Linked DNA regions of Homo sapiens: region 2 is linked to region 1. Evidence: read pairs that join two places in POLR2A ChIA-PET (ENCODE). Cell type or tissue: HepG2. All regions are shown on one strand.

Region 1 (4,000 bases):
CCTTCCCATTCCAGGTGGACGTGCTCTTCCCCTTTGGTCAGGATGGCAGGCCTGCGGAAACCCCTGCCAGAGAAGCGGTTACCGAAACGGGAGTTGGAGAGGTCTCACCAGGGAGCGCTGGAGACCTTAGCCCGTTCACCTTCTCCCCTCATCTTCCTCCCTCTACCTCCTGCCCCTACACTCACCCTAGCCTCCTGCCCAGCCTGGTGGGAGAGGTCAGCTTATATAAGGTCCCCTGGCCACTTCCTGACCTCCTCAGGGGGGATCTTCAGCCTAGGTCCACTCAGATTTCTCCAAATTAGGGCCCCGGTATGGGCTGTGGAAACCAGCCCTAAGTCTGGGCCTGAGTCATGCCTGCTGTTCAGGGCTTACGGGAGGGCCCTTTGTGTAACTCCAAAGCAGGGGACCGGGATTGCACACTCAAGCCTTTCAGGAACAGCTGAGGCTGGGCAACCAGACAGTTTTGCTTGGATCTCTGGGGTGGCCACGTGGCCATACATTCAATGCTCTGAGATGCCTGTGCCCTAAGCTAGGCAGGAAGTGACTTACAGCTGAAAACAGGATTTGAATGACTTCTGCTCCGGGGAGGCCCCTCAGTATAAACAGTGAGAATTTCTGGGAAATGTACATAAGGCCAGACTCTCGGGAGGGGATATGGGCCCAGATTCCTGATGCTCCCACCGAAGTGAGAGGTGCCAGCTCTTCCTGGGCATCCCAAACCTCCACGGGCTCTCTCTTGTGGTTAAATGACAGCGTCTTACTTCTCATTTCATCTTCCCAGGGAGAGCGTTCACTCACTCTCAGGGCCTGGGCTGAGCAAGCTAGCCATCTAACATCTAAGCAGAGGCATGCAGAGTGCAGCCTGAACACAGTAGGTGTGCAGCTCAGCTCCCTTGTTGGCTCTGAGCTCAGTGAGGCAGGGAGCTTGACCCATCACTTGTCATTTTATCCCTAGCCATTGGCATGTAAAATAATGCCAGCCCTAGGCACCCAGGAAGTACTTCCTGAATGGAATGAATGAATGGATAAGTAAGACAATCTGGAATTGTCTTTTAAAGTTGCCAGAACTCAGGCTAAAGGTGCAAATGCTCTGCTGGTGTATTTTGAAGCAGCCTCTTCTGAGTGTGCCTGGCCTGGCCTCCCTGCCTATGTTCCCTGTGCTCCCTACTCCAGAGTTCCACCTCCCCAGCCCTGGACCTTGACCCTCAACATCCCTATTTAGTTGGGTAACGTGTGAGGCTTTTAGAAAATAGTCTGTCGCCAGGAGTGGTGGCTCATGCCTGTAACCTCAGCACTTTGGGAGGTTGAGGTAGGAGGATCTCTTGAATCTGAGAGTTCCAGACCAGCCTGGGCAACATAGAGAGACTCTGTCTCTTAAAAAACAAACGAACAAACAAAAAAACTTGATGTAGTGGGAAGCGCCTGTAGTCCCAGCTACTTGGGGTGCCGAGGCAGGAAGATTGCTTGAGCCCAGGAGTTTGAGGCTGCAATGAACCATGATTGCACCACTGTACTCCAGCCTGGGCAACAAAGTGAGATCTCGTCCCAAAAAAAGATAAATAAAAAGAAAATAGTCTGTTTTAGTCTGTATTCAGAGCAAGCCTGTGGCATGAATATCAACTTTCCTGTTTTTGCAGGGGGGAAACCGAGGCCTGGCAGGGCGAAGTGGGCAGGACCCTTCTCAAAGGGCCAGGGTGCTAGTGGCCACTGTCCTTCCCCCACCACCTCCACGCCCCCATCCCCCCACAGTTCACGACTGCAAAGGCAGCTTTAGGTTGGGAGCTGGTGGAGCAAAAAGGCCGTTCAAAGGCAGCCTTCGTTTGCTTTTCCTTATCATCACATGTGCAAGGGCAGCTCCGTTTACCTAGAGGCAGGCGTCTTTGAGCTCATCCTTTCCGCAAACACCTAAAGGGTATGTTGAACATTTGAGCCCCTGTCTCAGAGGGCGCAGCGTTTGCACAACATAAGCCCTGGCGGCTCGGTAGACGGGTATGGGGGGTAGACTCAGGTTTCTGGATGAAGCACTGAGAGCCAAGGTGACCTGCGGTGTTCCGGGATGACCTTTGGTGACCTTCGGTCCTGTCCAGTGACCTGGGGTGGTGAAGTTACCCCAAATGGGAGGAAATGAACTCTGGGTGGGCGAAGGCTGCAGGACGTGTTGGCATGATGGCTGTAGAAAGTGCACACCAGGGCTGGTGTGGAGGGCGCCTCGGCTGCTCTGAGAATCTTCCACTACCCCGGCCTGGGATTCCCAGGAAAGGCTGGTGGTGGAGGCCAGAGAGGCTCACAGCCCTTGTCAGCCAGGCCTGGAGCCGTTCCTGCAAACAGGAGCCCGATGTAAAGGTTCTGAGCTCTGCATTCTTGTGGAGTGGGTGGCACTGTGAGGCCTGCTCTCCTTGGGGCAGCGGGGGCTCTCTGCAGGAGGAGGGAGGATGCCATTTGGGTTACTGAGCACCTACTGTCTCATTTAACCTTCTCAACACCCGGGGGTGGGGGGGTGGGGGTAGGTACTATTATCCCTATTTTACAGGTGGAGAAATTGAGGAGAGGTGAAAGGATCCCAGCCAAAGTCAAGTGGTGGTATCAGAATTCAAGCCAGGCTGTCTGAGTTGGGAGCCTGTGTTCTCACCCACCTTGCCTCATGGCCTCCTCACTGCCAAATGTCCCATGCCAGGCTGCAGAGTCCCCACCCCAACCAGGAACAAGAGAGCCACAGGAAAGACGGCAGGGGCAGGCCAAGTGTCATGGGAATATTTTTATCTGGAATATTTGTTTTCCCACTGAGCTTGTAAATGACATCTCAGATCCCACACTCTGAGACAGGAAGTCCTAAGTAGGAAGAGAGCACCCTACCCAGCCCTTGTTGGCCACAAGGAGGGAGGGCAAGGGGCCAGGTGGCTGTGTTAGGGTGGCCAGCCTAGGCTGCTGATGGCCAGTGAGGCTCAGCCAAAAGGCTGGGAGTGGGGATGCTTGTTTCTCTTTTCCCTCTGACCGATTATGGGGACTGGCAGAGCCCATCCCCAAAACCACAGAGGGGCGCAGCTGTTTTGGAAGGCATTTCAGAGGAAGCATTCAAGTCTGTCCCAGACTGTCCCACATCTGTGGGAAGGGAAGGGCAGCAGGGCACCCATGGCACAGGCCTTTGCTCATGGACCTAGCTGATATATTGGATTAACTATTTAAATTTAAATTTTTTTTTTTTGAGATGGAGTTTCACTCTTGTTGCCCAGGCTGGAGTGCAATGGCACGATCTCGGCTTACTGCAACCTCCGCCTCCCAGGTTCAAGCGATTCTCCTGCCTCAGCCTCCAGAGTAGCTGGGATTACAGGCATGTGCCACCATGCCTGGCTAATTTTGTATTTTTATTAGAGACGGGGTTTCTCCATGTTGGTCAGGCTGGTTTGGAACTCCTGACCTGAGGTGATCCGCCTGCTTTGGCCTCCTAAAGTGCTGGGATTACAGACGTGAGCCACCGTGCCCGGCCAAACTTTATTTATTTATTTGTTTGTTTATTTATTTATTTATTTATTTATTTATTTATTTATTTATTTTTGAGATGAAGTCTCGCTCTGCCACCCAGGCTGGAGTGCAGTGGCACCATCTCGGTTCACTGCAACCTCTGCCTCCTGGGTTCAAGTGATTCTCCTGCCTCAGCCTCCCGATTAGCTGGGACTACAGTCACCTGCCACCATGCCTGGCTAATTTTCGTATTTTTAGTAGAGACGGGGTTTCACTACATTGACCAAGCTGGTCTCGAACTCCTAATCTCAAGTGATCTGCCCGCGTCAGCCTCCCAAAGTGCTGGGATTACAGGCATGAGCCACTGTGCCCAGCCAGGTTAACTTTTACGAAATTACAAAATAAAATTTTTCTTCTTACAAAATAAATGCAAACTACATGGAAGACAAGAAGGTCTCTTCATCCTCACTCCATGTCATATGGCTAGGGCCTGCCATAAGTACAGCACACATTTTTCCCCAATTTAATCTTCTCAACTGAA
Region 2 (4,000 bases), 470 kb after region 1:
CAAAGCACAGGCTGTAAAAAGACGAGCTCCCTGCCCAGCCGACTAAACAGGGCTATGGGGAGGAGACGCCTCCAGGAGTAAACAATACAAGGTCTCCTACCTGTGCGACAGGACGAGATGGAAAACACATTCGATGATGAAAGCCTGTTTAAAAGGCACAAGGCAAAACAAATAAATTAACTTAGTATGTTCTGAAACAATTACAACAATACCCACTGCCCTCACCCCACCCCCACCCCCAGCTCTGACTAGAGGTCCTCCTTCTGGCTTGAACCCAGGGGTCTTGGCAACATTTGAAATGGCCTCAGAGTACAGTGCATGCCTTTGGACTGAACCGGACTAAGCCCGACTGGACATGGTCTCCATCAGCTCGCACATCTGGCTGCCTTCCCCGAATCCTCTCTTGTGCCTAAATACAGAATAGGGACAAGCTCTCTCTGCCCAGCAGGCTGCTGCCCCGAGGTCTGTGTGGGGTTGCGCCTGCTGGAAATGGTGCCAATGTCATGGGCATGGTAGGGACTGGGTGTTCGCTGTAACACCCCCGACTCATGCTGATCTCTACCGGGTCTTGTCTCCTTTTTCAAAAAACCAGCCCATTTCTAATGTCTCCCCGCCCCACCGCACCAGTCTTTCCAAATGTCCAAGAGGACACATAAGAGATCTGCTCTGTTAGTGGTGAGAGTCCTCTTGCTGCCTCAGCAGAACCCAGCAAGCTCATGTGCGCTCTTCCAGGATCAGTTTAGATGCCAGCCCCTCTGGGAAGCTATGGTGGGCAAAATCATGTCCCCCCAAAGATGTCTGCATCCTGATCCCTGGAACCTGTGGCTATGTTGCTTGTAGGTCAAGGGGTGGAGTTAAGGTTGCTGATGGAATTAAGGTCACTAATCAGCTGACCTTAAAATAGGGGGATTATCCTGGATTACCCTAGTGGGTCCCAGTGTCATCAGAGGGCCCCTAAATGTAAAAGAAGGAGGCAGGAGGGGATGTGAGAAGGACTCAAACCCTCAGACTCAGCAGCCACCCTGAAGATGAAGGAAGAGGCCACGAGCCAAGGGACGCAGCCCTGACTGGCTGTGTGCTCCTTGCTCAGGGCAGGGCTGGTGGCTAGTCACTGTGTCCCCAGCTCTGCGGCAGACACATACAGAATCTCCCTGCTTAATGATGAGTGAAGAAATGATAAAAAATTAGCAAAAACCAAAATGATGGTACCTGCAGACATTCTTCTGGTCCAGAGCATCCCATTTTCTTTGTGGAGGATAGCCCCAGCCTCCCAGTTTCTCTCCTAAAGGCATTGCTACCTCATAGTTCACTTCAACCCTCCCGAGCTGGCTTCTGGACTCAGCCTTCCCCCAGCCTGGACTAGGCGCCCCCTCACCAGCTCCAGGAACATCCCCGGCATGCCTGAAGCACATCTGCTCCCAGCAATGTCCACTCCGAATCCCAGCCTCCATGTCCCTGGCATCCCACATTGATGAATGGAGGCCTGTGAAGCTTTGCTGAGCAGAGTTACCTGAGGCAAGGAGATGGCCAGGAACAGTCAAGCACTCTGCTGGTGTGCGCGGGAAGTAGGGCAGGTTTGATGCTATTACATTTGCATGCTCTGTCCTTATTTTCTCTTCACTTTCCCTGCGTGTGCCTGTTTTTGCTGAATTAATGAAAAGAGTATGTTCCTGTTTCTGCTGAATTAATGAAAAGGGCGTGTGCCTGAGCTTGCCTCTCATGCAGGACACCCTACAGTGTACTGAGACTCTATTCACGTGGCTCCCTCCTTGGAGCCAGGCTGGAGCTTGGAGTGGACACGGGGTCCCCAGGAGTCAGTGGTGGGGACAAGAAGCATAATTCAGGGGCCCAGGGTGCTCCCCTGGGAAGGGCGCTGACTGGTGTGGCCCCCACTGCTGGAGGGATGCCCCACCCTGAAGCCCTCTTCTGCTCCCCTGGAGAGGAGGTGGAAGCCTCACGTATGACAGGAACAACCATTCCTGTTACTGTATCCTAGAAGAGTCAGCACCACTCTTTCACACTGCAGGAGGAGCCGCTGTGAGTCTGCGGTGGGAGACGGCAGAACAGACTCCTAAATCAAGTGCAGCAAGCTCCCCGAGGACCCTGTCGCTTGAGATCAAAGTCTGGACAATAATTACACAACATGGAGCGTCGCTTGCTTCCGGCCCCTTTCTGAGCCTCTCCTCTGTCCACAGCCACCCACAGCAGCTCTCCAGCTATGGCCACCCCCAGTAGCAGGAAGGAATGTCGGTGATTACCCAATTCTGATTTCAAGGCCAGCTCCCAATTCATTCATGCTGAAGATGGGCCTTGGCCTCTCTGCCTCTTCCCTCCCCCTGGTGGACTCGGCCTTGACTCTTCAATGATTTACTGCCAGACCCAAACAGCAGCGCAAAAATTGGACAGTGGCATTCCCCACTTTCCCTTGCTCAGACCCCAGACCCTGAAATTGACAGACCCTCCAAGGAATGGCAGGGAGGTCTCGGGACCCACAGAGTAGGTGTGGGGCAGGTGCAAGATCCTCCCAACAGCAAGTGGAGGTTCTGGCTGACACAGCAAACCCAGGCCCCCAGAGTGGCGTCAGCAGGGAGGCAGGACACATCTCTGAGCAGAGCAGTGAACTGTCCGTGAGGAACAGCCATGAAAGGACCACCTGCCCAGGATATCTTCTTCAGCAGGGCGAGAGGCAAACGTATCCTGGGAAACGCTGCAAGAACGGCCAGCGCCTTCACCAGAATTTTCTACTGGAAACTGCCGGAGGGATGGTGAAGATGAGGAGAAGGCCACAGCCAACTGCGGGCAAAAGAACAGCCAAACTCACACCGCGTCTTGTTTTTTATTTACCTATGCAGTTCCCAGGCCGAAAATTGCACAACCGCATCGCATCCCTTTACAGTTGAAACAGATTCCCTGACAGAGCGACGGTGGTAAACACACCTGCACTTTGCTCTTCGAATCACACCTAAGTTCATCAGCTGTGTCACAAAGAGGAAAGACAGCCTTGAACACTGCAGTTAATTTTTACGGAGTCACCTTGGGCAAACAGGGGACTTAGCGTAGTTTTCTTTTTTCTTTTTTTTTTTCCGGCACAGCAGCCTCAATGTGTTTGTAGTATAACAAATAAAAGTGTGTTCTTGGAACCTCCAGGAAATTAATGGCTCATTTTTCCTGGCAGGCTGATGTGAGGGGTACTAAATTGCCTTATGCTGATTAAAGACAAGCGTTGTTGCCTTTAGGCAAAGAGAATAAGAAAAGGAAAAACCGAAGCCCATTAGCAAAAGGAGGTGGTGGTATCAGAGATGTAAACAAGTGGGATGTGCTGTTCTGCTTAAGTGTTGGTTCCAGACGCCACGAAATGGAACACGATGGCGCTGAGACCACCTTGTCATCAGGCTGCCCTTGGAGAGTTCTTATGTGAGATGAAAAGGGATATTTACCAAGACCTACTATGTGTGTGACCTATTCATGTAATTATCCATTTTCAAAAAATGCCCTGCAAGGTAGGCACTATTGAGCTCATTCTGCAGCTGCAGAAACAGACTTGGAGTGCTGTGGCCACTCTCCTCCCAGGGCGCAGAGATGGAACGAGAACATGAGCTCAGGCCTGCAGCAACGTGACTGTGTTAGCGGCTCTCAGACCACCACCAGGCACAGACTGACTCTTTAGGTCACCGAAGGCTGCGGAGTTAGGTGTAGGTGTCCAAGGAGGTCACTAGCCACTTATTTTCTGTCCTTACCACTGGCAAACACATGCATGCACACACACACGCATACATAAACACACACACACACACATACACACACACACACACAGGCACAACTGTGCACAAACTGGAAATATCACGGGTCACTGCCCCCCACTCCTAGGGAAGAGAAGGGAAGCCAGGGGTATTAATGGAAAGAAGACGGGGTTTGGGAGCCCAGAGGCTGACTTCTAAGTCCTGGAGCTGCCTCTCAGCAGGTTGACCCCGTAGGCTCCATCACTCCATGCCCCCCTGTA

The links. Peaks named below come from ENCODE experiments on the same cell type or tissue, not always from the same donor. Only the 100,000 strongest peaks of a DNase experiment are listed, where the experiment ranks them.
Region 2: POLR2A ChIA-PET joins it to region 1 with 17 read pairs; 1 of 35 experiments calls an interaction of 5 or more read pairs at or near these places.

Annotation. Positions count from the first base shown.
Region 1 is chr14:100,815,593-100,819,592 of GRCh38, forward strand. No RefSeq gene overlaps it. Among named protein-coding and RNA genes, the nearest start is that of MIR2392, 3.1 kb to the left of the region's middle. RefSeq lists an enhancer at 1-69. In HepG2, no CTCF peak of the experiment used is centred here; DNase peaks (open chromatin) are centred at 499, 1,209, 1,869 and 2,759.
Region 2 is chr14:101,286,496-101,290,495 of GRCh38, forward strand. No RefSeq gene overlaps it. Among named protein-coding and RNA genes, the nearest start is that of LINC00524, 120 kb to the right of the region's middle. RefSeq lists an enhancer at 2,247-2,782. In HepG2, a CTCF peak has its summit at 2,327 (motif pointing left); DNase peaks (open chromatin) are centred at 2,226 and 2,926; H3K4me3 peaks cover 473 bases.